Linked DNA regions of Mus musculus: all the other regions are linked to region 2. The links are chromatin loops, found by intact Hi-C in ENCODE. Cell type or tissue: left cerebral cortex. All regions are shown on one strand. Each heading gives the region's core, and the rest is flanking DNA. Links, peaks and the distances in the headings are about the cores only.

What was found. Hi-C counts contacts between places; a loop is a spot of excess contacts. Peaks named below come from ENCODE experiments on the same cell type or tissue, not always from the same donor. Only the 100,000 strongest peaks of a DNase experiment are listed, where the experiment ranks them.
Region 1: a loop joins it to region 2, with 2.1 times the contacts of the local background. A loop is called at or near these places in 3 of 42 quality-filtered maps.
Region 3: it touches region 2 in a loop (2.7-fold over the local background); 5 of 42 quality-filtered maps call a loop at or near these places.

The regions. Positions count from the first base shown.
Region 1 is chr6:89,227,662-89,238,474 of GRCm38, reverse strand. No RefSeq gene overlaps it. Among named protein-coding and RNA genes, the nearest start is that of Gm839, 17 kb to the right of the region's middle. In left cerebral cortex, for the core only: a CTCF peak has its summit at 5,688; no DNase peak of the experiment used is centred there.
Region 2 is chr6:88,975,621-88,986,433 of GRCm38, reverse strand. Gm36505 (a long non-coding RNA gene) reads right to left here and starts at 7,700. Exons shown (of 3, transcript XR_003956462.1): 1 at 7,562-7,700. In left cerebral cortex, for the core only: a CTCF peak has its summit at 6,093; a DNase peak (open chromatin) is centred at 6,097.
Region 3 is chr6:89,627,216-89,638,028 of GRCm38, reverse strand. No RefSeq gene overlaps it. Among named protein-coding and RNA genes, the nearest start is that of Txnrd3, 11 kb to the left of the region's middle. In left cerebral cortex, for the core only: CTCF peaks have their summits at 5,752 (motif pointing right) and 7,618 (motif pointing left); DNase peaks (open chromatin) are centred at 3,408 and 5,788.

The DNA.
Region 1 (10,813 bases), core at 3,811-8,810, 250 kb before region 2:
CTGCCATAACCCTAGGCTCCAGTGGCAGAGATAGAGGATGCCCTGGGCAAGCTGCTAGCTAGACTAACTAAACCAGCAAGCTCTGGGTTCAGTGAGAGGCTCTGTCTTAGTAAATAAAGTGGAGGAAAACATCCTACACCAGCCTCTGGTTCACACACACACACACACACACACACACACACACACACTTGAAAAAAATAGCATGCAGTCAGGAAGCTCTATTTTTACAGCCTTACCTTTCCATCATCTCTGTCTTTTCAGTTTTGAGATGGGCATTTGTGCTTCCAAATATGGACACTGACACCAACTGTGCCTCGGGTAATTGAGTCTACAGTGCAAGGTAGCCATTCCTAGTCCTGTCCCTTCCCCTTCCCCAAATTGATCTCTAGTGAGCTCAGCATCACGGAGCAAGTGCTTTCTGTACTTAACTCTTGACCACGAGTGATTCACTCTCCACATCCAGCAGGCTGAGTCTTTCCCTGCAGCCTCGGCTCTTTGTGTGAGCACACATAACTTTAGTCCCAGCTACAGAAGCCTGTGCCCCACATCTGACCATCCTAGCTTCAGGTATCACCTCTCTTACCACCTTTCAGGCTAATGATGTCTCTCTCTACCTTCCCCACAATGCCCTGGACCTACAGAGATGGAGAGAGGAGACAAGGGCTTGAATTCAAATTTTCCGTGAACTGTGGGAAAATCCCTGGCCCTCTCCGAGGAGCAAGCAAGGTGCGACTTGTCAATGGGCTAACAAGTGCAAACACATTCACTTTAGAATTTTTAAAGTACCCCCATGTGGGTAACAGAGGCTGCAAATTGGTAGGTATTGGGGATGGGTCAGAATACCTCCCCAAGAGAGGGTGGATGTCATCGTTCTTTCGAGGACACTAGAAGGGGTAATTTGCAGGGCTGGGGAGTCAGTGGCAGCTCAGGTGAAGAGCACTGAGAGACCTCATCTTCACATAAGCTATAGCTGCTCCTAGCCCTGTTTCCATGGTTACTGCCTAGGGATGAGATCAACCTCCACAGGCAGGAACACCAGGCACTCTGCCAAGGAGACTCTAGCGTGTGGCCAGCATGGCTGGCCACAGGGCAAGATGAAGCCTGCTGATATCTCCCTTAGACAGCAAAGATGGGGCCACAGAATATAGGTGGCCATCACAGAGCTGAGCCAGAGAAGCATGAAACCAGGGTCTCTTGTCTAGCCAGGACCATGTGACACGTCAGTGTTGACAAAGCAGACTTGGAAGGAACGTCAGGTAGTTAGGAATGACCACACCCAGGACTGCCCATGTTGGGTCCTCACCTCGGAGCTGACTGTCCCGCATCACAGAGTCCTTTGGAGTCCCAGCTGCTTGTCAGCCATGCAGCCCAAGGAGTGGCAGCTGTGGTCCAGAGAGGACATGACACATTCCTGAAGTCCTGGCCCCTCAACGCCAAAGCACAGAGCCTGGATCCCATTAGCATGGACCCCATTGGCCACACTGATGTCACCCCAGGACGATGCACGAAGAGAGAGGGTTCTGGGGCTACAAGAAGCAGGGCAGCTAGGGCATGAGAATCAAAGAGGGAAATGTGTGCTTTCTGCTTTTCTGTAGGAGATGACGGAGAATTGAAGTCTGATGGCCGCTTGCTGAGATGTTTGCAGGAGGGGACAAGGTTCTTCTAAATCCTAGTTTAGAGCTGGGGTGTAGGAGGTATGGGTTTGCTGGAAAGCATGGCCTTGGAGAGAGGAAGGACAAAGGAGGAGGATGTTGATGGTGAGTGGCATGGAGAGACAGGCAGGGCTGGGGTGAGGCCTGAGGAAGTGCACTGGGTGGTTCTGTAAAAAGGCATACACAGTGTGCTCCCATTAGCCTTTGGGAGTGGCAAAGAAACCTGTCCCTTCCTCTCCATCTGATCTTGGCTGGTCCCTCGGGTCTCTTTCTAGCAGTACTGATCTGAGCCTTGACCCTGTGTGTCTTGTCTCTGGCCTTCCGGCTCTCACTGGTCCTTTAGGCTTCAGCCCCTCCCCTGTCAAACAGCCTGAGCTTGTACTTGCTGGGCTTTTCTTTGTCTTGGCGGTGCTATCCCGCCGCCTCGTCTGCATCTCTCCATTGGTAAACCACCTCTCAGTGGGCAGGAACGTGTTACAGTCTCACAAACAAGGTCCTAGTCCCTAGAGCATGTCTGTCATGCTGGAAGTACTTCACCTTTAGTCACCTTTGGTCGCCTTTAGTCCCAGTTGCTCCACTGCCCCTGGTGTGGAGTGAGTATTGCTTCAGTTTTGTTGTTTGGCTGGTTGGTTTTTGTTTTGTTTTTTTTTTCGTTTTCTCCCCCCCCCCCCCCCTCAGTGGGAAAGATACCTCAGTCCAAAGTGACCCAGGGAAGCATAAGCCACGGCTGCCACAAGGACCGTGGGCCGGTTCTTTAGTTTCCAGTCTGGCTGACCTTATGCTGATGCTTGTCCAGGCCGTGAACGTGCAGCTGACCCTGCGCCAGCGTGGTTCTTCTACAAGGCAGCCGTCCCGCTAACTGCTGGGGCGGGCAGAGAGACCTGAGCCTGGAGGCTTCTCTGCGGGGGCTGATGTGTGAGGGATTTATGGGTCGTGGTTAGAAATGAAAAGCAATTCAATTCAATCCCAGGGCGGTGAGAGCTTCCCAGAGCTTCGCTAAGTGGGTCTGGAGCAGCGATCAGCGTTGCGAATCTATTAGCCCACACTCGGCATCTGAGTCACGGGGGAAGAGCCAGGAAGCGGCAGCGCCCAGCGGGCTGCACGTCAATTATGCTCCTCTCTGTTTAATTAAGCCATAAAACACACCCGTGTCTGGAAAGGGGCTGGACACCAGGGCTGCGACCTCTGCTGCCAGTATCACACAACCATAGTCTGGGAGGACACTGAGGAGCCACACTCTCCTGCCTGCCTGGGACTCGGTGCCCCTGATGGAGGCACTGTCTCCGTCCCTCTGATGGCCAAAAAGGCCAAGCAGAAGGGTAGGGCGGATGGGATCGTGCTGTGGGAGGCCACCTAGATTTAAGCTACTGAGCTGGGTAGCCTATGACCAGTTCTTCACCTCCCTGTGCCTCACTCTATCCACATGCATGGGGAAGGATGGGGGGAGTATCTGAACTCATGAAGTGGGATGGAAGAGAGAAGCAGGCACATGGAGGGCACGTGGAAAGGATATGGAGGGGGCAGGGAGAGAGTGTGGAGAAGCTTGGGGAGTGGCCGGGGGGGGGGTGGTGGACACAAAGGGACCTTAGCATGTGGCATCCATACAGGTAGGGTGGAATTAGCCTGCACATCAGGTGATACCTAGCTTCTGTGGAGCAATGCCCTTGAGCGGTTCTCCTCTCTGTCTCTCAGTGGCTTGTACTACCTGGGCGATTGTTTATCTCATACTTTTCTCTGAATGCAGTTCACTCTTTGAAAACATAAACAGAAATATCTGTTGAAGCACTTCCAGGCTTCCCCAGAAGACGAGCGTCAGAACCACTGGCCCCAAGGAAAAAGGAACTGTAACTGGACACAATGAGCCCTGAACAGTCCCAGTCCATCTGCTACTCTGATGCCAAGGTGTGCCAACCCAGCCTCCATCTTTCAGGAGATTAGCTGGTGCTGGAGGCCTCAGACAGCCCAGGAACATCTTGGGCTGATCTAGCCAGTGGTGTGATCTGTAAAGGAGGCCCAGGTTCTTGTTGGAACCAAGCAGGATCTTCAGTGGCGCAACTGAAGCAAAGATGAGCAAGAGGAAAACAGCCATCAGGTGTGGTCTTGGAGGGCAGCACACACAGCTTGATCCACAAAGGACACATGAAGACCCAAGGTCCTTCTAAGAAGAACAAGTAGAGACAGAATGAAGGGATGAGCTCAAAGCACCCATCCCTCTGCCATCTGGGCATGCTCTGCAAGCCAGGGATAGGAGCATCTTTGAAAGTCCCCTCCTGCTTAGGTTGTTCTTATGATAGGTACTGTCCCTAGGTGGGAAGGAATGACTCACAGAGGATCATGGGAAAGCAGAACCAACTTGCTCTCAGACCTTGGTGTACATGAGAACCTCTGTCTCCAGTACCAGTGAGCTTTCCAAACTTTCCAACCTGTAGCAAGTTAGATTGTAAGAGCTGGAGAGTCATATGTGTGAAGAGATCTCTGGGAGAAGTTCTAGAGTGGAGATTTATACGCACAGCATGAAGTCCAAGAGCTGGTAGGCACAAGTTGTCAAGATGAGTGTGGGATGGGACTCATAAAGATCAAATGATCTTTCAGTGGCTTATTACTAATACATGGTAATAACACAGATGCTGAGTATGATGGCATATGCTTGGCCCAGGGAGCGGCACTATTAGGAGGTGTGGCTTTGTTGGAGTAGGTGTGCCACTGTGGGCATGAGCTTTAAGACCTTCACCCTGGAAGCTGCCAGTCTTCTGTTTGCCCTCAGAACAAGATGTAGAAACTCTCAGCTCTGCCTGCACCATGCCTGCCTGCATGCTGCCATGCTCCCACCTTGATAATAATGGACTGAACCTCTGAATCTGTAAGTTAGCCCCAATTAAATGTTGTCCATTATAAGAGTTGCCTTGGTCATGGTGTCTGTTCACAGCAGTAAAACCCTAACTAAGACACTGGGAATGGGCCTGCTGTGTTCTGGACGTGTGCTCTTCTTACTTTGAACCCTATCTGCTGAGCTTTGGTGTGACTTGAGTTTCCTTTAAGAGGAAGAAAAGACAACATTGGCAATGCCCGGTTTCATACAGGAGATTAATGTGACACCAAGAGCCACAGGGGCTCTCAGTGATGGCTGCCTTCAGCAACTTTTCTTCTGTGGGTGTTTGCTTTTGGCTAACATAAGAAGCTGAAATGGGAGGGACCACTGTGGTAAACAGATACATTCATCATGAATTAATTTGGGCATGCTTACATCCCCCTCAATAGAGAGAAAATTAATTACAGTCAAGAAGCTTCTGTAGGTGTTTAAATGGAAGATAAATATATGCAAGCAAATAGCTTTTTTAAAAAATATGAGCAGCACAGAGACAGATTGCCCATCGCCTTTCCAGAGGAACTTGTCTTCCTTCAGGATTCAGTGAGCAGATATATTGTGGATGACAGCCTTCCAGGGATGGACACCTGGCAAGGCACACTGTTTGCATGGCTCTACACAAAATAACTAAGTAGAAAATCTTAAATAACGGACTAGAAAGATAGATCTGCAATTAAGAACTCTCTGCTCTTCCAGAGGACCTGGACCCACATGGCAGCTCACAACTGTCTGTAACTCCAGTTCTAGGAGATCTAACACTCTCTTCTGGCCTCTCTGGGTACCAGACATGAACACGATGCACATACATGCATGCAGGCAAAACACCCACACATATAAAATAAAATAAATAGAACTAAAAATGAAAATTCAAATGAGTCTAAATAAAAACTTAAAAAGAGGAGAGTCTTAGCCCAAGACAGGGGACTCTGCATACTGAAGTGGCCCTGTGATGTGTGAGGTTAGAGGGCAAGTAGGCTGGGCTAAGGGATGGCCAAGTATCTGGTGAGGCGTCATGTCTCATGTGTCTGAGAGAAGTTTCTGGAAGTCATTGGCGTTATAACAGTGACTGAGTAAGACTCACCCTCCCTAGTGCAGGAGGCATCATATACCAGCTGGGGAGACAGGGAAAGGTACCTCACACTCTGGGCTGGCATGCCTATCTTCTTCCCCTAGATGTCAGCACTTCAGGGTGACAGTACCTCAGGGTGAATTCCGGACCATCCTTGGTTCCCAACTGGCACATAATGGAGGTGGAGGTGGATTTTTGTACTTCTATGTGAATCAGTTCCTAGAATAAACATCCTTCTATCCAGCCACTGGGCTACCTAATTACCAACCTGTATAGTCAATCTTGTTTGTAACCCAACAAGATCTACAGTCACCATGGACATGAGCTTCAGGGAAAGTCTTGAGGCATTTCCTAGATTAGGTTGAGATAGGGAGACCCATCCTGGGCTAGACTCCTGGGCTGATAGAAAGGAGACCATAAGCTGGGCTCCAGCATTCATCTCTCTCTGCTTCCCAACTGTGGATGATGCACTATGAGCAGCTGCTTCCACCTCCTTCCTGGCCATGCCTTCCCTGCTGTAGTGGACTGACTCCAAACTGTGAAACTATGAACCAAAGTAAACCTGTCCTTCTGTAAGCTGCTTTTGTCAAGTACTTGATCTTAGTATTAGTAAAGTAATTTTCTGTCAATCATCTCTCTCTCTTTCTCTCTCTACTTTTCTATTCTATCATCTGTCAGTTAATCATCCATCTACCTAGTTACCTATCATCTGTCTATTTGTCTACCTAGTTAACTATTCATTAGTCCATATCTCTCCCTCCTACTGATTATGTTTCTTTAGAGAATAAGCTAAAACTCCTTTCCTGTGCTAAACCTAAGCTTTGGCTTGCCCTTTTCTGGGCTAAATACATATAAAAATACAAATATTCAACAATTTGACAGAAATAGATGTTTTACCTGAATAAGAAGAGGATTACTGGGTGGACCAAGTACATCTAGGGCCAGCAAATGTGTAGAGATGCTAAAGCCATCCCCTTGCATGAGAAAGAGAACTTGTGAATCTTCAGAGTCTCTATCATTACCTCCCCCCCCCCCACACCCTGTGTGTCTCTGTGTGTACGTCTAACATACTTAGAGATATAAAGATCAGAAACTCCATCCATAACAAGCACAGGGGTATGAGAAAGAACCCAAGGGGTTTGTGGGATGGAGTATTAGCTCAACACACTGCAGAGAAATGCAGCACAGAAGAAGCGAATTCTGGGAGAGAGAGAGAGGGAGAGAGAGGAAGGGAGGGAGGGAGAGAGAGAGAGAGAGAGAGTGAGAGAGAGAGAGAGAGAGAGCAGAGACACTAGGCTTTCCATCCCTACTCACAAGATTTCCAAGAATGACAAAGAACAGACCAGAAGGAGAGCCGGTGTCTGTCATGTTGTCCAATAATAAGGCTGGGAAGCTCTAGAATGCATGAAACAGTTTTCAAGTTGAATCAATATGTGGAGCATATTGAAGATAAAATCTCCATAAAACAAAAAGAAAAAACTGGATACAGTATGTTAAAGTTCATTACAGCAAGATAAATGAAACTCCATGAAAGTTCCAACCAAACTCAAGAGATTTCCTACAAAGAGATCTGGATATAAGTGGCAGCAGCTAAGACTAGAAATAACGCAACCATGTCTTTACAAGGCTGTGCATAGTGACCCTAGCCTAGCTCTCATCTTAGTTACTTTTCTATTGCTGTGACAAACAGTGTGATCAAGGTAACATAAAATAAGAGTTTAATTGAGCTTATGGTTTCAGAAGGCTAGAGTCCATGATGGTGGCACAAAGGCATGGAGGCAGGAACAGCTGAGAGTTCACCTCTTGATCAACAAGTAGGAGACAGAGAGCTCACACAGCTTTTGAAACCCTAAAGCAGTGGTTATCAACCTTTCTAATACAAAGATCCTTTAATACAGCAGTTCCTCATATTATGGTGACCCCCAAACATAAAATTATTCCATTGCTACTTCATAACTCTAATTTTTCTACTGTTACGAACTATAATGCAAATGCATGATGTGTAGGATATCTGAAATGCATCCCTTGTGAAAGGGTCATTTGACTCCCAAAGGGGTCATGACCCACAGGTTGAGAACTATTTTTTTAAACTCTGCCCTCGGTGACATACTTCTGACAAGACCACACCTCTTAATCCTTCCCAATCAATTCCACCGACTGGAAACCAAGTAATTAGACATTAATTAGACATATGAGCCTATGGGAGCCACTCTTATTTGAACCACCACATTTCGCCCACAATGCCTCCTGGTCATATCATACTTCAAAATGCATTTAGTCCAACTTCAAAAGCCCTTCATCATCTCAACACTGTTTAAAAGTTCAAAGTTCAAAATCTCTTCTGAGACTCAAGGCAAATATCCTAGTTGTAAGATCAAAAAGTGAATTGCATACTTTCAACCTACAACAGCACAGAATATACTTGACCATTGCAGAAGAGGGGAGGGTGTCATTTGAATATGGTGAGGAAATACTGGATCATAGCAGGTCTAAACTCAACAGGGCAAACTTCAAATCATCTAGCTCCCTCCTGATGTTAAAAGGCTTAGAAGGCTCTGTACTTCCAGCTTTGCTATCTGCAACATGCATCACTGTCTCTGCCTTGCTCCACTCACTGTGTGTAACTCTACTTGACAGATATCCCATGGGTTTGTCACCTCTAACACCTTGGGATTTCCAATGCATTCCAAGCTTGACTTTCACCGCTTCATGTAATGGCCTTTCAGGACCTCCATGCAGGGACTCCCCTGTTACACAGTGACCTCAGCAGCTTAACTACAGGGAAAGATTCTGCAACCCCTTTACTCGTGCGTCTTAGCTAGGGTTTTACTGCTTGTGAACAGACACCATGACCAAGGCAACTCTTATAGGGACAACATTTAATTGAGGCTGGCTTACAGGTTCAGAGGTTCAGTCCAGTATCAACAAGAAGGGAGCATGGCAGTGTCTCGGCAGACATGGTGCAGGAGGAGCTGAGAGTTCTACATCTTCATCTGAAGGCTGCTAGCAGAATACTGGCTTCTAGGCTGCTCGGATGAGGGTCTTAAAGCCCATACCCACAGTGACACACCTACTCCAACAGGGCCACACCTTCTAATAGTGCCACTCCCTGGGCCAAGCATATACAAATCATCACACTCATGTATCATTTAATGCCAGAACCATGTGGACTATACTACCAAATTTGACTACTAGCTTGAGGTAGACCCTGGACCTCTTGAATTATGTTTGCAAACATCTTTCTTTTGTTGTTTCTTAGGGGCAGAAAATTCCTTAGGCTTTTTGTATTCACAAGTTTAGAAGGTTAGCTGGGTGGGGTCTTGCCCTGAAGACATTCCAGTTGTCTTAGTTATGCAGTTAGTCCAACTTCAAAAGTCCCCATAGTCTATAACAGTCTTAAACTTGTTTAAAAGTCCAAAGTTTGAGCGCTGGAGAGATGATTCAGTGGTTAAAAGCACTGGATGTTCTCCCAGAGGCCCTGAGTTCAATTCCCAGCAACCATATGGTGGCTCACAACCATCAGGAATGGGATCTGATGCCCTCTTCTGGTGTGTCTGAAGGCAGCTACAGTGTACTCACAAATAGATAGATAGATAGATAGATAGATAGATAGATAGATAGATAGATAGATAGATAGATAATTTTAAAAACTGTCCAAAGCTCGAAGTCTCTTCTGAGACTTACACAATTTCTTTCTTTCTTTTTTCTTTTTTTCTTTCTTTCTTTCTTTCTTTCTTTCTTTCTTTCTTTCTTTCTTTCTTTCTTTCTTTCTTTCTTTCTTTCTTCCTTCCTTCCTTCCTTCCTTCCTTCCTTCCTTCCTTCCTTTTCTTTCTTTCTTTCTTTCTTTCTTTCTTTCTTTCTTTCTTTCTTTCTTTCTTTCTTTCTGTTTTTTGTTTTGTTTTGTTTTTGTTTTTCGAGACAGGGTTTCTCTGTATAGCTCTGACTATCTTGAAACTCACTTTGTAGACCAGGCTGGCCTCTAACTCAGAAATCTGCCTGCCTCTGCCTCCTGAGTGCTGGGATTAAAGGAGTGTGCCACCACGCCCGGCTAACAATCTGTTTTGTTTTGTTTTGTTTTGTTTTGTTTTGTTTTGTTTTGTTTTGTTTTGTTTTGTTTTGTTTTGTTTCGAGACAGGGTTTCTCTGTATAGCCCTGACTATCCTGGAACTCACTTTGTAGACCAGGCTGGCCTGTAACTCAGAAATCTGCCTGCCTCTGCCTCCTGAGTGCTGGGATTAAAGGAGTACGCCACCACGCCCTTACACAATTTCTTAACTGTAATTGCCTATAAAGTCAAAGTGAAAAAGCAGATCACATCCTTCCAACATACAATAGCATGGGATGCACATTACAATTCCAAAAGGGAGTAAAGATAACATAATGAAGAAATACTGGATAAAAGCAAGACCAAACTCCAAACTCTGCATCTCCATGTCTAATGTCAAAGCACTCCTCAGATCTCCAGATCCTTTCAGCTTTGTTGACTGCAACATACTTCTTTCCCTTGGGATGGTTCCACCCCCTGTTAGCAACCAATCTTAGTAGATATCCCACAGCTCTGGCATATCCAACATTTTGGGGTCTCCAAGGCAATTCAGGCTTTACCATCCCAGCTTCCTGTAATGCCCTCTCTAGGCCTGCATGCAGGGGTACCCCTGACACCTGCCTGGCTTCAATGGCTTTCCTTAGTTGAGGAAGGAAAATCTATAGCCTCTTTCTTCTATCCTTGGCTCTACAGCCAGAACCATATGGCTGAAGCTGCCAAGTTCTGCTGCTTGCTGGGGCTGGGACATGGCCCTCCTGATCTATTACATCTTTACCAGCTTTCTGTTTCTGATGGTGTTCTTCACCATGTGACAGAGCCAATATTAATCTGTCTTGAAATCTCCTCCACCAAAGAAATGAGTCCATTAGTTTCCAATTTATCTTCAAGCAAATTCTTAGGATAGGGGCAGAAAGAAGCTACACTCTTTGCCAAACTATCATAAGAATGGTCTCTACCAAAGTTGCTAATATCATTTTCCTCTGAAATGTTTTGGATTTGGCCTCCATGGTCCACACTGCTCTAAGCTTTACTCTCTTCCAATATCTAGGATGGTCTGTTAAGCCCTGCATACAGTGTTCAACCTCTTTTTCTGGTACAAAGTTCCAGTCTTCCATATTCCTCCCCAAAACATCATGGTCAGGTATATCAGAGCAATAATCCACTCCTTGGTACTAAACCCT
Region 2 (10,813 bases), core at 3,462-8,461:
AGAAAGTCCCTCAGTTGACAGCTTGATTGGGTCTCTGTGCCCACTTCAGCCCTGGCCTCTCTGGATTTGAGGTGATCTGTCACAGCAGGGGTCTGAAGCTAATGTAACTTGCCTGCCTACCCACACTCACCCATCAAACTTCTGTCCCCCATGGCAAGTCTCCTTCCTCGACTGCCCTAGGACCTTCCCAAAGCCCAGGCTGGCCATGTTCTCACCACCTTATAAGCAAGGATTCCACTCACCCAGAGCCCCTCACTGAGATTCCGGTCCCTACGGTCTGATGTCTGCTACCCTCTCTGCCCTCTGGTCTAATGAGGTCTTTCCAATGTAAAAGACGTGATCCCAGACCTCACGAACATGAGTGAAACTAAGGAGATACACTGTGCCAGGAAATCCTTGGGCTTCAGGGTGGGTTTAGGAACGCATCCAAGACTCGTTTGCCACTTTTCTCTCTGTGGTAGCTTTGTTCCCAGGAGGGCACACTCGAGCTTCAGGCTTGGGATAGCCCAGTTTTCTCACTCCTGCCAAAGAGGTTTCCAGGTAGCTCATAAAGGACACGAGCTATTGGTAACTTGCCTGTCCACCCACACTCATCCATCAAACTTCTGTCCCCCACGGCAAGTCTCCTTCCTCGACTACCCTAGAACCTTCCCAAAGCCCAGGCTGGCCATGTTCTCACCACCTTATAAGCAAGGATTCCACTCACCCAGAGCCAATAGGCCTGTGCCCAATTCTCAACCAACCACAACAGCCGGAGTGGTGTGAGCCTCTCCTGGGCTGAGACCAGGTTGTGCACCCGTTCACACACTTAGTGGGTAGTGCCAACCACAGAAAACCCGCTCAGCTGTGGAAAGAGCGTGGATACGGTGTGGGCAGAGATGACATGCAGTATACCTGAACCTCAGCCTGCCCCACGCTCCTCTAACAGACTTCCAAAACTCACTCCTTCCCTCTGTCAGCCTTTGCCTCAAGTGCCTTCTGTCCTGGCTGCCCCAGAGCTTCCCCAGAAAGCCTCCTGAAGCCCAGATCTTTCTGACAGCTACCTCCTCTCGACTCCCACAGCTGGTGCCTCTCACAGCACCCACCACACACAGCAGGGCATGTGTGAGCAGGTGACTGGCTCATGCTGGGCACCTCTTAGCCCTGTGGCCAGTGGGACGGCCACCAATACTGAGAACTGCTGCACACCAGGCTGCACCCCAGTGCCTGAGGACTTTGTGCCTACACAGCGGACACTGTTCACCCCTCCAGTCAGTGCTCAGCTAAGGAAGTGTGGTTCAGATGGCATGTACTCGGGCTGCAAAGGGCTGCAGAGCCGGGCTTTCAGCCTTGTCTAATCCAGAGAACTGGAGAGGCAGGAAATGAGTCTGCACATCCCTGGGTTGCCTGTAGCATGGAATGCTACACTCCCATCGTGACCACAGGTCCCAGTCCCAGGCTCCTGTCTGCAGGGTGTTGACTCTGAGCCATGCTACAAGGTTAATATTTCCAGGACTTGCTTTCCCCCATGGGATAGCATGCAGGTTAGCAATAATGCTTCCCAGCTGGGCATAGTGGCACATGCCTTTGGTCCCAGCATTTGTCTCTGTGAGTTCAAGACCAGCCTGATCTACAAAGTGAGTTCCAGGACAGCCAGAGCTACACAGAAAAACTCTGTCTTGGAAAATAAATAAACAAACAAAATAAAACAAACAAACAAAACAAAACAATAATAATGCCTTCCTCTGACAATTGAAATAAAAATAAATAAATAAAATCCTTCCAGCACTTAGTGCAGTGCCCACCTAAACCCAGAGGTAGAGAAGGCACCACTCTGGCCAACTGAAGATAATGGTTCCTGAAGCTTCCTTTCCCGAGCTAGTGAGGTCAGAGGGCACCTATCCCTCATGCTCAGAGCCAAGGGGAAAGGTGGGGGCGGGTGGGGAGGGGATGAGGATGGGGCTCAGTCTCAGTTCTGTTTAAACTCCATCCCAACCTCAAGCTGCAGACTTCTGATACCTGCTTTCTCTCAGGAAGAACATGCCCCCAAGAGCAGGAGAAAGCAGCTCAGCACCCCCTGGTTGCCGTGGAAACCATTGAGTGTAAATTTCATTTTCTGCCTTGCCCAGCTAAGCTATTGATTCAGAAAGAGGGAGAGAAATTGGGAGATGTTTCCCTCCCAAAGTGAAGCAGAAAGCAAAATCTGGGACATGCAGAGCAGGGGTCGAAAGCAAGCTAGAGAAAGACAGAAGTGGGCTGGACTGTGCGGAGGGTAGGGTGGACTGGAGGATCTCTTCATCCTCATCTTGCTGGCACAGGTGAGAGCCACTGTTACTTCAGCCCAACTCCAGGACAGGCTCCAGAGGGGGCTTGGCCCAGGTCTGTGCAGTGACTCCTTCCAGCTGTTTGATGCGGAGCTAGTGGGCAAAGCCTTCTCGACTTGTTTCCTAGTGTTCCTCTGCAAAAGCAGAAGACAGGTGGTTTGTCTTAGGGACATCACTCCTCTGTCTCCTGTCCTCTCTACAACGTTCTTTTTCTCCACTCTGTACTTAAATTCCCTGCAGTCATTGGTGCCTTCAGCACCCACTGGGTCAAAAGCTGTCCCCAGAAGCTGCAATGGAAAACCTCAGGTCATCCATACGGAAGAGGAAGACCTACCAGGAGAGACACGAAGCAGGTGAGGTTTTAAATTCATCGTTATGTGTATGAGTGTTTCGCCTACATGTATGTATGTGTACCTGGTGCCACAGAGGCCAGAAGAGAGTGTCAGGTCCTGTGGCACTCACAGGGTTACACAGGGTTGTGAGCTGCCCTGTGAGTGCTGGGAACATATCCAGGGCCTCTATGAGAGCACTAACCACTGAACCACCTCTCCAGCCACCTCGGTTGAATTTTGACAATGTGATCTGGAATGGAATTCCAGAGCTAAAAACACCACAGGGAGAGGCCAGAATACTGGTCAGTGGAGGGACAAACTGTCAACGAAGCCTGAATCTGAGCCACCTTCACAAACTTGAGGTGCCGGCTCTCCCCGTGGTGGACACATGTGCCCAGGCTTCATGGTGCTTGCAGATGGCCACCCAGGATTCTGACGGGAGGGTGGTAGAGGGTTTCCTCTGCAGTCTGCATCCTCCCTGGGGATCGCCCTGGAAGGCCCATGCCATGCCAAGGTGCCCTGTCACAGGCAGCTTTGGCAGCTGCTTGCAGAAACACTAATTGGGAAGTGAAGCAGCGAAGTGGCTTTAATGAGCTACCTTGTTGTAACTCTAACTCTTTGGTGTTATTTACAGATACTCTGCTAATGAGGTGCCTATCAGAGGGGAAGCTGGGGTGGGGCAGGAGAGGGAGGGCAGCAGCCCATGGGGGAAGAGGAAGACCCCCACATACACATCTACTGAGGTCTTCATCACAACAGGACTTCAGCCTATGGCTGGGGCAGTCTGTGGGATGTATGCAGGTGATGAGAGTCCAGCCAAGCTGCCTGCCCCAAACAGGTCATAGATTCCCCAGGTAGTGGCTAAGAGTACCCCGGCCCTGTCTCCCATCCTGGACAGAGCCCCTAAAGAGCAGTGCCTCCACTCTTCTGAGAGCCCATACACCCTGCTCTCTTTATCCCTCTAGCCACCCTTCTGACCTTCCTTCCTTCTCCAGCTGCTGGCACAGTTCTGAGCCTGTGTTAGGGGAGGTTTGCCCTGGTCACAGTTCTAGTCATCTTGGGTCCAGTGTGGTGATTTTATCTTTGGGCCAACTGGGAAACCCCTAGGTCAAGGATAACCTGAAGCTAGTCTGGGTTGGGAAAGAGACTAACATAGGTCAGAGGTGAGCCTCCCCAGGTTAGGAATGAGATTTAGTGTGGGTCAGAAGTTAGGCTCAGCCTGGTTGGGAGCAGGGCTTAGGCTGGGTTGAGGGTAGAGCTCAGGTGTCTTTGGAGTCTTAGCTCAGGTTGGAGCTGGGGGAAAAAATGTCTGTTGCATTATACATGAATTTGTGGCCAAAAATCAGGGCAATGATCACCACTCTGTGATGCAGGTAATAAAACCTTCCTCTGCAGAGCTGTGGTGCAGGGGCCTTGCAGAGCCTAAAGCACTGTGCTGTGCTGTCCTGTTGTGACTGGGCCTCCTCTTCTGCCAGTCCTGCCCCACTGGGCTCAGAGCATCCTTCTCCCCTCGCCATTCTTGCCATTATGTCCCCTCTCCTCTCGACTACCTGTCAAGATTGGCATCTCTTTAATTATAACGTCTGTGTGTTTCTTTGGGAGCCATGTAATTCCTCCTGACAGCCACCTATTTGAAATCAAAGTCAAACACTCAGAACTTTGTTTAAGAGTTGAGTCTTGGGAAAAAAAATGCATTAATTGCCAAATGATGCTAATTTCATTCTTTGGGTCGTAAAAAGGGTTTCTTTCTTTCTTTCTTCCTTCCTTCCTTCCTTCCTTCCTTCCTTCCTTCCTTCCTTCCTTCCTTCCTTCCTTCTAAACCTTCTAAGGACAGTGGCTGATATCAAATGTCAGGGCCAGAAGCTCACCTCAGAGCTGATCCAGCCAGACCCCACCCTCGGATCTCAAATGGGGGAACTGGGCCCAGAGAGGTGAGGAAACCTGCCCCAGACTGCCCAGCCCTGGCAGCTGTGGGACTGCACTTGTGCAAGCGGCAGCTGGTGATCCAAGAACAAAAGCAAAGCTTCCTTCTGCAGTCAGCAGCCGAGCCAGCTGGACCGCAGCCGCCCTGCAGGGCTGCTGTGTTCGCTAGTGTTGCCTGCAGGGAGCCTTGTCTGGGACAAGGGGCCTGGGGAGACCCTCTTCTGAGGTTGGGGATCTGCCCCTCTGTAAGTAGTGACACAGGGGCACAGCCTCACTGAGCAGCCATATGTGCTGTCTCAGCTGCCAGGCCCAAGTACGGAGGGAACTGTAACTGTCAGGGAGGATGGAGCTGAGGAGCTAGCACCTGGACCAGGCCTGTGGGGGTGTGGTCGCCATTGAAAGCCAGTCGGAAGGTTCATTATCTGACCACAGTTCTTGCAAGGTGTCTTGATCACACTTGCAAGGTGTCTGATCCTACTCTGGCCAACAGGTTCAAGGTGGGCGTCACTTAAGAGTTGGCTGTGGGTGGAAAGGGGAATGTGAGTGGGGCCCTAACAATTCAGTAAAATGTATAAAAATGTAATCTGGGGCCAGCTACATGGTGCAAGGGGGAAAGGCAATTGCTGCTCAAGCCTAAATTTGATCCTTGGATTCTCATATGGTGGAAGGAGAAAACTGACTCCCTAAAATTTTCTTCTGACCTCTGCATTCCATATGTGCACTGTGATACACACACACACACACACACACACACACACACACACATACACACACACACACACACACACATAGCATGAAACTTTGAAATGTAATTTGGGGGCTATCTATAGGGCTTAATGAGTAAAGGTGCTTGCCACCAAGTTGGATGATCTGAGTTCAATCCCCAGAACCCATTTGGTGGAAGAAGAGAGCCAATTCCCACAAGCTGTTCTCTGACTCCTACATATGTCTGCATAGGTGCACACACATGCTAAATGAATGAACGGACGAATGAATGAATGAATAAATAAATAAATAAATACATAAATAAATGAATACCTAATGTAACTTGGGGTTGAGTATACAGTTCAATCGAGAACATTTGCCTGGGATGTGAGGGGCTCTGGGTTAGGTCCTCATCACAAAAAAAATTTCTTAGAATGTGAAGTTCTCTTGCACAGGGATAGAGGTCCCAAAATGTCTCAACTCCCTGATCCCGGTAGGCTCATACTAGCCACTCCATTCAAGGCTATTTATTGACCCTGAGCCCATGGACTAACTCCTTTTTGTACAGAAAGGGGAAGACAGAGGGATGATCCGGAGGCGGAGAGGACAGAGAAACCTAAAGACAAAAAGAGCTCCGAGTCTGAGAGGGAGGGGAAATGCATATAGCCAAGGCCACTAATGAGGCAGGACCAAGAAAAAGGACCAAGGTAACACTGGGGCAAGAACCAATTCTGAGCTGCTGTGTACCCAGCTTGGAGCCCAGGCAGTCCCACAGTACCCCAGCTTTTGTCCTGTGACTGGAATGAGTTCTCACGGGCCAGGAGCTCCCCCTGCCGCCTCTAAAGAGTCCATCAGCAGAGACATTCCACCATCAGGCCCCGGCCCTGGGTTGGGGGATGGGGAGGAATATATCATTGTGAGGCCCAGAGAAAGGACAGGAGGGACAGAATGGAACCTCAACCAACCACTGTGGTGTCGCCGCTGAAAAGCAGGCAGCTGGTCGGATTCCTCTGTGTGGCACGGTGCCTGGGCTGCACGAGTGTGTGTGTGTGTGTGTGTGTGTGTGTGTGTGTGTGTGTGTGTAGGGATAATCTGAGTTTCAGAGGGCCTCCCTGCCTGAGGCCTCCACCCTGGGAAGATGCCCCTATGTCCCAGCCCTACCCTGCAGTGTTCTATTGAGTGAAATGACTGGAGAAGATTGTGACAAAAGGTAGCTAGAAGCCAGTGTAGCTCCTGTGATGGGGAAAGGAAACCTGCCTCATGCGACCTTGCTGAGTTCTCCATTTTTTATTTTTTTAAGGATTCAGGATAGCTCAGGTTTGTTTCATGGAAATATTTCACAACTCAACAGCTCTTCAAAAAAAAATCAGTACAGTGTGTGTGTGTGTGTGTGTGTGTGTGTGTGTGTGTGTGTATCTAATCCACAGCTGTAATCTAGCAGGTTTGTAACCAGTAGCCCCTAACCCTCTTATCTACAGACCTGATATCTGTCTGGTTACTTTGTCTCCTCATCTACATTACATAGGTTCTCTGACAATGATACTATTTTCCAGTTAGGTGAAAAACTCACTGTCACACACCTAAAAAGCCAGATCACCCTAAAAGTAAAGCAAAGCTGGCGCTCGAGGCACAGTCCTGTCTACCTCCTGCTGCTGGACTCATGGGACAGCATTATCTGTAGCCGATGGCGACTGAGGTCTCTGATCTGAGGACGTAGAGGGTACCCTAAAAAAGCAGTTCTAGGGGAGTCTAAGGAGGGAACCTGGGGACCCAGCAAGGCCACACTGTGTGTCTCAGAACTGCTGAATAGAAGCAAAAATGGAGAGTAGGGTGGAGTGGGTGTGAGGGACAGGGGTCCATCCCAGAATTCAAAGCATGGAAGCATTTCTAATGTCTACAGCAAGACAACACACACACACACACACACACACACACTCCGCACAGAACAGAGACTTGGCCCTAGGGCAAACAGCAAACCGGAAACCACTGCTGTGGCTGATGCCTTTGTTTCTCCCTAGCTGCTTCCAGAAGGACCCAGCTGTGGAGCCTCCAGGCTCCAGAGGCTTGGAGAGGGGGAGAAAACAGGGGTGTGACAATACGGATCACAGATCACGAATGGCTACAGTCACAGGGCTCTGTAGTAGAAAAAGAAAAGTCCTAGGGTGGGGCAGGGCCTGGGACCAAGACAGATGAGGCAGGGCTAAGCAAAGAACTTGTGCTCTGTGAATATGAGGACCTGAGGTACCCAAATGCCCTGAAACACCCAGAACCCACAGGAAAAATTAAAAAGTAAAATACCTGGTATAGTCATGGGCCTATAACCTCAGTGCTGGAGAAGCCTGGACAAGGAGATCCCGGAGGGTTCCTGGCCAATGAAAAATCCTGTTGGGGAGTAGGCTTGAAAAGGTTAACAGACCCTAAGAAATTACACCAGGGATTGTCCTCTGACTTCCACAAGCATGTGCATGCATGTATATTCACATATATGAACCCACCACACAAAAGACAGGGGGAGGCTCTGGGGACAGGGTCTCTACTTCATACGCTCATCTACCCAGAGCTCAGGTCTCTAGCCAGCTCAAGGTGCCTAACACAGGGCACTGCCACAAGCCTTCCTAAACCCCCCTACTGTAAGGCCAAGCTCTATCCTGTGACTCAGCCCCAGGTCCCTGAAGTCCCCCACACAGACCTGTGAAGAGTCTGGGAGTCAGGCTGGGTGAAGAGGTTGAATTTCCAGTGGTGTGGGGTAAGTTGCCGGAGGGGCTGAGGCGACATTGGAAGGGGACTGATGGGCAAGACGGGGAAGGCAGGTGATGTCACAGCCACGAGTGGAATATCTGCAACCTGCAGAGTTTAATTAACCCTCTTCCCATAGCTTCAGGAGATTTCCACAAGGTATTGTGGGATGTGAAAAGCAATTTGGAGATAAGTGTGCAACACTCACTCAATTCCATCTTTATAAAACAAACACTCCGTGTATCTATAAATGCCTGCACACTTCACCGGGAGGACAGGATTCATGCTGGGTTCACAAAGGTTTCCTTCTTAGGAGTACATGGGGGACCCAGCACAAAGGGTATGATGGACAATCCTTTGTCCACAACACCAAGCTAGCCCAGTGAGAGGTGCCTCGCATCTGCTCCTGCCTGAGTATTCACCCCTAACCACTCCTCAAAGCACAGGTACAACACCCCCATTTCAGCCGTGCTCCTCTCCCTCCCCCTCCCCCTTCCCCTCCCCCCCCCAGCATAGCCACCCCCAGAGGACTGAATCACATCAAGCAAGGCATCCTCCAAGATCCTTCTTCTCAGAGGCTTCTCCCCTGGAGACTCTACTCTAGCCATCCCCTTTCCCTAGCCCTATCAGAGAGCCCTGTGGTGGTGACATTTGCTGCATTCCCGCCTCTGTTCTGTGCACCAGACCTTTATTGAAAGCATTTGCTCCTCAGCACAGTCCTCCGAGAGCATCTGATATTCTTAGCTACAGAATATTTTGTAAATGGAATCACGGAGAGGGGGTCATTTGTGTAGGATCACACAACCGGTGAGGATACAAATGATCTCGAGGCCTGTGTGTTCGACTGTGGATTACTTGGTTTTGGCTTTGGACATAGGGTCCCTGATTCTGAAACGCTCCCGTTTCTCTTCATATATGCCCAAGTCCTCTCACTGCTAGCTGTCACTTGGGACACCGCTTCTCTCAGAAAGCATTTTATGTGGTAGCCTATTTCTCTGTGCTCCCTCCAATAGCCTAGCTGCTCCCCTACGAGCCTTTTTTGGTGGTGTTTTCTGGTGGTAGGGTGAGCTGAACATCCAGGGTGTCTCTGTTTGCAAGATATGTCTCTAATACTCAACTCAGATAAGGTCCATGTTGACAGCCCCTGGCCTGTTGCTGAGCACGAGAGAAGGTTGGGGATGGGGATGGGGGTGGGGGTGGGGGTCGTCATTGTGCCCGTTCAGGACCATGGAGAGCAACCCAGCGCTTGGGCGGAATCTCCTTGTTTGCCTCTTTTCTTTGTTCCCTGGCCTGGGTAAGACTCAAGGTTGATAGCTCCCTAGACTGAATGCAAAATCCAGGTCAGAGCGGGAGGGGTCGCAGAGCACCCAGGCAAAGCTGCTGCCCCCTCCCCTCAAGCTCTCACTGTAGATCGATTCCCTTTTCCTATGTACTTTTCAACCAACACAAAGTTTTTAAAGTAGAGAGCCTGTTGGAACCAGCACCGAATCCATGTGTTTTCTCGAATTATTGAACTAGAAAGAAATGAAAACATCAAAATACTCCCTTTGTAGCAGGCTCGAATTGAGCGGCTGCTTCATTCAGTCCGTGTCTCAGCCAGACTACAATGCTGCAGCTACGGAGCGGAGAGTGGATTGAAAGGAAGCGTGGCTCAGCGGGGATCTTCAGATTGCCATTCGCAGACCACAGGCAGCTCAGAACGTCCCTGCTCTGGAGGAGAGTGGAGGTCCAAGATTGACAGGTGCAGATGGGGGAAGGGAGAGAGAGGCCAGGGAAGGAGGAGGCTGAAACAAAGCCCTGCATGCAGGACAACAGGGCAACAAGATAACACGGTACCACGCCATATTATCTTTGTATCCCTGGGAGTGGGGACCTATGGCCTGTGGTAAAGAACCACAGGCCAGAAGTCCACTCCCAGCAGGCTCTGGGGTAGCCCCTCCTCCTTGGCCAGACTCAATGGGAACCTGTATACAGCTTGGTGCTGTGGGAAGTCAGGGCTTGACCTAGGAACTAGATCACAGAAGTGAGGTACAGTCATGGCTCACCTCCTACATTCTGCTTCCTCTCTGCTACCCCAATCTCTGGTTTATGATTTTCAACCTTTACTAGTCTCCTTGGCCTGGGGCTTACTCCAGAACTGTCTCCACAGCGGATCCAGCCAATCCTGTGTTCTCGGGAGATTGGAACCTCATACCTGGTGTTTCAGCCATAGCTTTGGGGAGAATCAAGGCGTCATCCCACCCAGTTCTGAAAGGGGCAGGTTAGCCCCAGGCACATGCCCATCAGAGTCCCCTTTCTCCATATCACCTCTGTCTGGGTCACCCTGTGACCACTCCTCCCAATCCTGGCAGATGACCAAGTGGAGGCCATTCCCTCCCTGAGCCGCACCTGTCAGACCCCAGCTCCTGGGCAGCAGGCTTACTCCAGCATTCACTCCGCACTTGATTCCGCCACAAAACCCTGATGCCCTGCTAGCTGATTTAATCCTGGCACACCCAATGGTGCAGTGTGGGACACTGAGGCAGGAAGCCAACACAGAACTTTAGGGTGATGTGACCTTGAGCCCTTATTCTTAACACCCTCCTATATACTGATAGCATGCCATTCTGAGCATGCTCAGAATAAATGGCTGTTAGCGCAAGTCATGACTTCGGTGAGCTCACTCATGTGTGTGAGTGTGTGCGTGTGTTAGTGTGTGTATGAGTGTATATGTGTGTGAGTGTGTGTATAGTATGTATAGTGTATACATGCCTGTGGATGCCAGAGGTCAACCTTGCATGTTTTTACTCAGGAGCTATCTGCTTTATGTTTTGA
Region 3 (10,813 bases), core at 3,040-8,039, 650 kb before region 2:
TAGACAGAGTCATGGTAGGACACAGGCTTACTGACAGAGCCTGTGTTCAGGAGCCAGAGTCCTTAAGAGAGAAGCCCAGGCTGAGAGGCATGGCTAGAGAGGCAGCTTCACAGAGAAGGTTACATGGGAGTTGGTGCTGACACCCTGAGGCCATCCCAAGCCAAGCAAAGACAGAACAGCTGGGCACACTGGGGAATGCAAATATGGGTGGCAGTGAGAGAGGACTTAGTGCCTACAGAGTAAGCAGGGCCCGACAGAGAACCAAGGCCTGGGACTGCTGTGCAGTCTCCAGAAAACAAATGGGAACCTAATGCAATGACATAAAGTAGAAGAAGGACAGTAGCCCTGTGGGCTGAACAGGGTCAGGGTTGGAGAAAGTAAGGACAGAAGGTGACAGAATGAGAGGGATGTCCCCATTCTTCTTGTTCTCTCTGTCTCACCCCTAGTCTCTGCTGTGGTTTGTATATACTGTGTTCCTCTGCCCAAAGACGCATGCCCCCGTTCATGCTCCCCCTCTGCCTGTCGAGGCTTCATTGGCCTGCGATTGCCACCAGTGGTGACCTTGGGGAGAACAAGAAGGCAGCTTCAGTGAGACCTCACCACGGGTCTCACGGCACAAGGATGGAGCACCTCAGGCACCATGAGCCAAAATAAACATCTCCCCTGTGAAGTCAATTGTTTCAGGTGTTCTGTTGGTTCTAGACACAAAAAGCCAACACCATCTGCTGAACCGTTTCTACCAGAGCTGTCTGCTTGTCACGGTTTCCACGTTACTGAAGGAATCCACATGGCTGTTTATTTGTTCCTAACAATCATTTTGTGTGCACAACACCCCCTCCCCATTTCTCCTGTTGCATTGATAGCTTGTTTTCTTCGATAACATAAACACCCACTGGCAACAGCACGTGTTTGCTAGTGTCTCTCATTCAGACTCGTTCGGTGCATAGGAGTGTCAAGGACAAGCACAACTGTGAGTCAAGGGTCATCCCAACTCCGGAAAAATGCAAACCACCACCCGTGTGTGGCGAGCATCAGTCCAGCTGTCCGTATGAGCCTTTAAAATACCAGAAGGAAGCAAAGAACTATAACCTTGATGGTGAGTGTCGTCAGCCTCACAGGACCTAGAGTTGAGTGGGAGACAATCCTCTGAGCATGTCTACGAGGAGGCTTCTAGATCAGGTTAACCAGGGTGGGATGACCCACCTCCACTGTGGGAATTGCTCTTTCATGGTCCTGGACTGAACAAAATGGAGACAGTGAGTTGAGCACCAGCCTGCATGTCTTCTGCTTTCCTGACTGTTAGCACGATATGAGCAGCTGCCTCCCACTCCTTCCAGCTGTGATGGGTTACACCCTCAACTGTGAGCCAAAAGGAACCTTTCCTTCCTTCCTTCCTTCCTCCCTTCCTTCCTTCCTTCCTTCCTTCCTTCCTTCCTTCCTTCCTTCTGTATGTTGCTTTTGCTGGATATTTGATCACAGCTATGACAAAAAGTAAATACTTTTTTTTTTCAAATGTGGTCACACTGATTTTAAAGACTATAAATAGAATTTGAATTTAAAAATCTAAGATGAAATGAAGCCAACAGACAAGGGAAAGGGCCAAGGGTCCTAAAATCCCCTCCATGTGTATGTCTCCGATGATTTAACTTCTTCTCACCAGGTCCCACCTCCTAAAGGTTTTGCTGTCCCTCGTTAACACTATAGGCGGAGGAATGAGCCTGCAGGACCTGGCCTTTGAGGCACTCCGAAGCTGTAAACTGTAACCATGTTCCCTTCCCTTCCTTCCTAGTGACTGTCCTTTTCTTCTGTATATGCCTCTTAGGATGGATATGGCCTAATTAATCTCCTCTTATCCCTTGTAATTCTTAATTAGTTGAAAAGAAATATATTAAAATCAGACTATAGAGCCAAGAATACTCTGTGCACATGCAGATGGGGGTTGCCAGAGGCCAGCAAAAGGAGGAGTCACGTGATGTGGGGGTGCTGGGGATTCGAGCAGTGGGTTACAAGGGATTTTTAATGCATAATAAAGGTACTTGAGAGTTGATTTTCTTGATTGGTCCAAAACTCATTGAATATAAGGAAGTCTATTTAATTGCACATTGTAAGCCATGAGCCATGAGATATGAGAATTATATCTTCAATCTTTAGAAAACAGTAAGGAAACAAGAAAAATAAGTGATTAATAAAACCCAAAAAGTTTGGAGTACTACTGTCAAAGGGGCAAAGATGATTCAAGTCATTTCAGCACATTTCTATGTCTTTGTAAATACTGTAATGTTTGGGAAAGAAGTAAATGTATGCTTCTAGTGTGTGTGTGTGTGTGTGTGTGTGTGTGTGTGTGTGTATGCATATATGTCTTTGTCTAAGAAAATTTCTCCGATCTGTAAAGATAGCTCAGCAGGTAAGTGTACGTTTCCTGCAGAGGTCCCAGGTTTGGTTCCAGCACTCACTTAATGGCTCACAATCTTGTCCGAGTCCCAGGGGATCCCATGCCTTCTTCTGGCCTCTGATAGCACCAGGCACACACATGATAAGCATACATGTATGTAGGCAAAACACTCATATACAGAAAATAAAGTTTTAAAAATTTAAACAGGCCTAATATGTACCCTAATATAATAAGGTTAAAACACACACACACACACACACACACACACACACACACACACAAAGAAAGAAAACAGGAAAGTAAGAAAGGAAGAACAATCAGTCCAGAGCCAAGTTCTCTAAGGGAGCCCCAGAGACAGAACAGTTTGCAGAGATTAAAAATACGCAGGCCTTCATTTTTAACAATTGCCTTTTTAAAGCTAGTTTTTAAAAACTTCATATGTACGAGTGTTTTGCTTGTATGTATGTCTGTGTACCACTTGCATGTCTGGTACAGACAGAAGCCAGAAAAAGGCATCAGATCCCCTGGGGCCAGAGTTAAAGATGGTTATGAACCTGGGTCCTCTGCAAGAGCAAGTACTCTCAACTGATGAGCCATCTCTCCTCTCTCCAGCCCCTCGGTTTTTGTTTTGTTTTGTTTTGTTTTGTTTTGTTTTTAAATATAGTTCAGCTTGGTCTAGAGCTTGCAATGGGGTTCAGGTTTTCCTGCTTTATCCTCACAGTTCTGGAATCAAAAGCATGCATCACTTTGTACACGTAAAACAAATTCCCTAACTCTGAGCTATACCCCAAGCCCCAGGCCTTCAGCTTAAATGGGGCCCTACCACAAGGGGCAAAGACGACTCAAGTCATTTCAGCACAAAATCTCAGCCTGTCAGGGAGAGCAGAACCCTCCTACAACCTTCTAAAGCGTGTGAGAGGCAGAGCCACGCCCTCCACTGCGCACACTCCCTAACTGCGAGCTAGAAGAAATCAGAGCACTGCCCCCAAATCCCTGAGCGGCCATAGTTCTAAACATAGACACCGAGAGCAAGCCAATGTTGAGAGCAAAACAGAGACATTCTCAGAAACAGTACTCAGTGTGACCATGCATACATTTCCCAGGAAGTCTGTTGAGGCTGCTTATCAGCACAGTAGCGAGCTGTTCCTGGAGGATGGCCTCTAGGGAGAAGCTGCAGGCCACCCCTGGGGAAATATGAATGGAGGCCCTTAGATGACAGTCAAGAAGAAGTCACAGGGGCTGAATCCCAACCTCTGCCCATTTTCACAGCTGCCTCTTCTTGATTTAGTGGGTCTCCCAAGGTGAATGCACCCTGTGCTGACTCTCCAGGTCCACAGAGACTCCTGGATAGCAGATGGCTCCAGAAGACAGGGAAACAACCAGAGAGCCAGCTTTGCAACTGGATGAACTTAAGTCCAGTAGTGGAAGGATACAACAGGTATGCTGGTTAGCCATCGCTGCATCACCAAGCATTGGTGACATTGGGTATCCACCATGCAGCATCACTTCTGAGTACCTGGTGCTTCTGCTTAGCCAGAATCTGTGGCGGTCTTGTGTATCAACAGCACCAGTGTGGAGCAGTCATGTGGGATGTTTGTGCTCAGATGGGCTCTAACGTGTCTGGAGGCTCAGTCAGGACAGCTGGAGTGACTCTCTTGAATCCAGGTGTCCTCTTGCCCTACCAGTCCAGTCCAGAGACCCAAGAGAAAGAAAGCATGCAGAGTTTTTTGAGGCCTCTATTTTATTTGACTTTATTACTTCTGCCACGTTCTGTTCCCCACACTATGTCCCAAGACCAACTCAGGTCTATCCAAGTGGTAGGAGACATGCCATGGAGTGTCCTGGGAGTTGCTACATGGTTACAGTGCTTGGGGACATAGGTATAGGGAGGGCAGCAAAATTGGGGCTACTTTTGCATTCATTCTGCTATGGACAACATTTCTTTTGTTTCCTTCTTTTTTTTTCTTTGTAAGGTAGCACAAAGTGTCCCTCCCTCATCCTCCGTGAGAGCTCTGCTCTCCTATCCCCGCAGGACTTAGGTGTACACGGACCATTTTACGCTGTTTACGCCGTTATGTTCCACATGCAGAGAGGCCTTTGGGTGGTTCCAGCGAGGCTCCCCTGAGCTAACAGATGCCTCCAGACTAACTCCAGTTCATCGCCCACTGGAGCAGAGCACTGTCGGAGAAGACACCCTCCAGCCGTGATGCATGGGAGTCAGAGCGTTCAGACTGAGACTCTCCTGGGGAGAAGGAGCCCCTGCCCTTCCTTTCCTGCTGAAGTCGATCCTTCCAGAAACCAGCCACAGAGGTGCAGAGGGTAATGGAAGTGCCTACTCAAGCGGAAACGCAGAATGGTGCCAGCTGCTCCCCTGTCTATGAAAGGAGACCTTAAGTCACCTTGGAACAGATTTGCCTTATTATTGCTGGAGTCCCCTTAAGTTGTATAAATGAGGGTATCTCAGCCCTGCTGTTTTGAGAAAGGGTGCAAAGAGAAGCTTGTGGTCTTTGGTCTGGAAATGCCTGCCTATCCAGTGTCCTTAACAAACAAAGCCAGGAAGAAGGCCATGGCAAATCTGTACAAGTACCAAGAGCCTTCAGGGGAGAAAACAGCTTTGGATCCTGAGCCTGAGTTTTTTCCTAGAAGCCTGAGGGCTATGTGGGTTATCTGAGGCTTGGAACAGGAAAGGGTAGACAGGCTCAGAGATAGAGAATCTGAGTGGCATGGGGTGTGCCCGTTCTATGACAACCCCTGGTATTTCTGCGGAGCCTGGCTTGGGTCGTGCATATAGACAAGAATTCATAGAAAAGGTTGGTAACTCAGGTGTTGGGAACGACTTTTAATGGCTGGGCTGTAGCTCAGTGGCAGATTGCTTGCTTAGCATCTTCAAGGCTCTGAGTTCAATCCCTGTGCCACATCAAATGTTATTATTGCTGATAATAACAGGACTGGACAGGAAAGGCTGCAAGCCTGACATTCAGGATTTGTATCAACCATAGCCAATAAGAGCAAGGAGACAGCATGGATGACTTTGATTAGCTCCTGGCACTTAAAAGTCACTACATAATTCAGCTGACCTCACTTGGAAGTCCACAGGGCTTCACTTCTGCATTTCTGGCAGACAGATCCTTCTCTGCCATACCCCCATGGTCTCTCTCTGCTTCCTCATTGCTGGACACGGGGCCTAGCATCAACAGAGGGATATAGTGTGGATTCAGTGCACTGTGAAGCTTCCTCAGAAAGCTCATTTCCACTTCTAGTGAGCAGCCAGGCAGGGATGAGCTTTGGGAACCAGGATTTGTAGGCTAGACAGAGATGCCACCCCTCAGGTTGATCTCAAAACTGCAGTACCAAGATACTGTTCTCTAGATAACCACTTGGTGGCGCCAAAGCTTCTTATGACGCAGACAAAATAGCAAGGTGCCCCTGTTAGAAGGATACTTGTGAGGCTGGCTGCCTGCTGGCTTCAGCACGCGACAGGGAAGTGGCCAGGTGCCTTTAATCCAGTAACAACCACCACCCAGGCGTGGTCAGTGCCGGCAGCCACAGCAGCTCCCTGGGGAGCTGTGTTCCAGTTCGCTTGACTCCACCTCTTTGAGTCTTGACTGCCTCTAGAATACAGTGGGGAGGGTGACATGGGTTACTGGGGTAGGTAAGCAAGCCCTGTGAACTACAGAGGTTGGAGCCTGCAAGGGGGATGAAATGAAAGAGGCAGCTCTTAAAAGCCGTCCTGGCTGGGCTGCTGAGACCCACCCATGCTGCTGCTGGGTAAACAGCTGGAAGGATATTCCTGGAGTGGTCACCTTGGCTTTAGGGCGCTCAGCACTTAGCACTTATGAGTGAACTTATTGAAACTCTACTTCTCTCTGAGCTGCTGTGCTCACTCTTATTGAGCAGGCAAGGAAACTGAGGCTCAAAGAAGTTGTGAATTTGGTGTTGAGTGGCCAACTTGAAGGCAGAAATAGGAGTGAGGAAAGACTCTAAAGAGGGACACCATGAAAGAAGACAGGAAAAGGGCAGGAGACAGACGACTGTGCTGATGGTCAGCTGGTGGCGTCCCTCTCCTCTGATAGGAATCTGAGCAGGTGAGGTGCTCCCCCCATTGAGCATCAGAAACATGGGAGCTGGGTTGGCAGAGCCAGAGGCTGTAACTCAAGCCCTGAGAACAGGGGCCCAGATGCTCCAGGCTGCGGTAGAGACTTGGGGCTCCAGGTATGTAGGCTACAGGCCCTGGGCCTTAACCCCCAGCACTGGTTCTTGACACTTAGCTTCCAACACTGATGATTGGCACCAGCAAGCACTGCTGCTAGGGGCCTTGAGCGGTGAAACCCTCTGCCCCGCACCTCCTGGACCAAGATGCCAGGACCTTCAGCCCTTAAGACTTGGTAGCTCCCTTGGATCTTCCAATGAATGGGGCCTGAGATTTCTTGCCTTCAGCCTTCCCTCCCTGGCCTTCTGGCTCCCAAGTCTCTTGGGTCACTTTCTCATTCTATAGGCTCTCCCTAACCAGGTCTGCTAATGATAAACATCATAAGTAAGGAAGAAAAGACCTTTAGGGGGTCTCAACACCAGACAGGAAACTGTCTCCAAGCTGACTCCAAAAGCGAGATCAACTACCTGCTCATACTGCCCAGAAAGGGAGTAGCAAGGGACCAATGCACAGCCATCACATGCCTTCGGCTGAGCTGCTAGGGAGTGCTCCCCATCAGCCTGTTAGAGATCACCAGAGCTTGGGATGGCAGAAAGGTCTCCTGGAACTATGGAAGCAGTGGGCTGGGGCCAGTGCCTTCTGAGCCAAGCTCCAGCAGCCAGTAGCTGTGGAGACTTCAAAGCAATGGGACTGACTTAGAGGCAGTCTGGAGAGTCTGCAGGCCCAGAGTTCTCCACTACAGGAAGCCAAGAACATGGAAAAGGTCTAACAGCTGCCCACCCCCACGACATCTTAGCTCACTTATGTTAAAAAATAAACATTAAAAGTGGTGCTTAGATTAAGTCCTACCGTTGCTATTAACAGCACTTTACCGATACTCACAGTGTTGCTCTAACCAAATGCTCATGGCAGAGTAGGGTCACTTTACAGGTGTGTCACCTGCAGGGCATTGGGGGACAATATGGGACCCTTTCCAGCTCACAGACCCTGCCCTAGTTCAAATGAAATACAATAGTGGAAAGGCTGGTGATCCTAGCAACCTGAGGGATGCTGTTTGCATGGCTTCTGCCTCAGCTCCCTCTTCTGTCTGCATGCTGCCACTATTGGTGGGTGTGTCCATCCAAGCTGCACAGAAGAGCTACCTACAGAGAGGCCACAGGAAAAAGAGCAGATGACACACAGCTGAGCTATGGAACGGACCTCAGGCTCCATCAACAAAGGAGTGGACACAGAAAATGTGGGCGTAAACACACAGTGGAGTTTTCCTCAGCCAAACAGTGTAGGAAAGTGGATGCAGCTGGACACTATCGCTTAAAGCAGATTAACTCCGTCTCAAAAGGACAAACATCAAGTGTTCCCTACACTGGTGAGTTCCACACATGAAATCTACAAACACGTAAAATCACATGTGAGAATAGACATGAAACTGTCAACATGAAGAAAGGGGGCTGATGGGAGAGGGAGGAAGGGGAGAGTCAGGGGGTGGGGGTATGCTCAAAGTGCATATATACTTGTGAGAAGATGGCTTCATGTAACACTGAATAAAATAATAAATAGATAATAAAATTTTAAATAGGGGCTGGAGAGATGGCTCAGAGGTTAAGGGTGCTTGTGGTTCTTCAGAGGACTCGGGTTCAGTTCCCAGCACCTACATTAGGTAGTTCATCCCCTCCTGTAACTCCAGTTCCAAGGGATCCAATACCTTCTTCGGGCCTCCGTTAGCACTGCACACATGTGGTACACAGGCAAAAACAATAAATATATCTTTAAAAAGCAATAGATTTATTTTAAAAATCAATATCCTTCACTGAGTCTGAGTAGCAGAAAAGACAAGAGATTTTGCTTCAAGGAGTAAATGCTTCAAGTTTGGGGTCTGAAGTAGATTCTAGAATGTAATAGAGGCTAAGGCTGGGACTGGGAAATTATATGTAAATGATTACATATCCAGTGAACAGACTTGTGTAAATGGCTACACAGATGTATCAATTTTACACAGTGAATAAAAAAGACACCAAGAGACCAACAGTGTCTTTGAGGTTATGTCCCTCTTGCTTCTGCCCAAGCAGCTTTCAGGCTGTGACAGAGCGAAGCATACCTGTCTCATTTTATAGAGATGACTGTCTCAGGGACACAGCCTCGAAGGGACAAAGCTGGCTGCAGACCTAAGCAAGATTACTCATGGTTCCTTTGCAGCCTGCCTCCTTCTCTTCTCCTCCCATCCCCTGAAAAATGGCTCCATCAACCTGGCTCAGCACGTTGGCCTCTCAGGTCTGGTTCTTACTTGCAGGAATCATTCTGCCCACAAGAATTTATTCAGTACCTCCGTGGCCAAAGTCCTGTCTACTGCTAAAGACATAGAGTGATAGTTACTGGCCCTGGAACTGCCTTCCTCAGGAGCCAGTATCTAGAGACAGCCAGAAATTGAGAGCAACTTAGGAGACCACTAATTGTCTGTTATTAAAGACCGGTGGCGTTGTTTATGCGTATTTCTTGAGTTATTTGTGCTTCTTGTCCTGAGACGTGATGTATGGAACAGGTAAGGAGAATTTGCTGAGAGACTGCAATGTGTTCCTTGCCTGCTCTCATCCTTTTTCTTCTTTTTAAACAGCTATAGGAATTAGTGTCTAAATAAAATCAACCAACAGGAAAGTGAGCACAGTGCTGCTTTATAACTCTGACAGATGACGGTAACGGACCGCAAACCTGTAGCACAGAAAACCTATAAAACAGGCCTCAAAGCACAGCGCTTTTGTCAAGTTAGAATGAAGGATGTTCTGGGCTCCGGGGGAACTTAGCAGCCAGGAGCGAGGGAGAGTTCCTCAGGTCTTGTGAGCAAGATGTTTATAGCCTGCAAGACTGAAAATCTGAGTTCCAGAGATGTGGAGGCTGAGTGCAGAGGAAGAGCTCGAGGTTGCTTCATGTATAAGCTCCGTGGGGTTTTGATAGCCCTGCACTCACCAGGTCACTGGAACACAAGATGACTGGAGGCTTTCTTCTTTTTCTTCCCCCCTCCCTCCTTTCCTTCTGACAGCTGGACAATCAGGGCTTTTCTTGCCAAAAGCAAAATGAAGAGGACTGGGAAGTCTGAAAAGTAGGCTTCTGTGTCTGGTCCAGTCCCACTTACTGATGCATAGACCCCATGGTTCCGCAAGGTTAGCACAATAACACTGTCTAGGGATGACTCTCTGCCAGTCACCACACTCACCATGGTCCCTATCAGTTCTTTACCAGCCTTGCTTTCCCTTTCAACCACTTCTGCATTGCGCAACTGATTTCATTTCCTGACTTAACCCAGAGTCTCTGAGTCTCACATCCTACAGATTCTGACACATCTTGACTCTCTCCTCTTCCTCTGCCTTCCACCAGAAAAGATACCTCCACTTTGCTTCGATTCCTAAGGATCTACTCACCCTCCAAGTCTTACCAAGCCAACCTGTCCAGAAGTGCTGGAACAGGGAAGTAGAGGAGGGTTGGAAGAAGTGTGGTAGGGTTACAGCGCTTAGACACAGTCCTGCGGGAACCTCTGCTCAGCATGCAAAGCTATAGGTGCTGCTAGCTGCTCAGATCTGTTTGCAAATCTATGAGCTGGTTTAAGAATCTGAGCATTAGTCTTTCTAGTGCCACTGTGGAACAGCCGCCAGAGTCAGTCAACAGGGACGTGTTGCTCAGGAATCAGACCTAATATAAAGAACAGGAATCTTGAATTCAAATAACGAATGTCTGCAGAACGCTGCCCAAGGATACTGACTTCATAAAAATACAAATAGAAAAATCTTGATTCCTTAACTAGGAAAATGGCTTATCAGGCAGATGGAGAAGTGGAACGAATACAGCCAGGGATCAAGATGGTGACTTGACAATTTGCTGAGGAATTATGCCAGAACAGAACATTAAAAAAAAAAAAATGGAGGCACTGGAGAGATGGCTCAGTGGTTACCAGCACTGACTGCTCTTGGTTCCTGGCATCCGCATGGTGGCTCACAACCATCTGTAATTCCAGTTCTAGGGAATCTTATGTCTTCTGGTCTTTGCAGGTACCAGGCTAGGCGCATACACACATACATATATGCAGGCAAAACACTCATACACAGAAATCTTTTTTTCTTTTTAAAAAAGTATGAAGAAACAAAAACACGGGGGTGGGGGGCTGCTGAGTCAATGGCAGAGTGCTTACCCAGCATGTGTGAAGCTACGGGCTCTATTCAAGGGCCACAGCAAACGACCTAGTAATCAGAAAGGGCCAGCACATGCCTGTAATCCCAGGGCTCAGG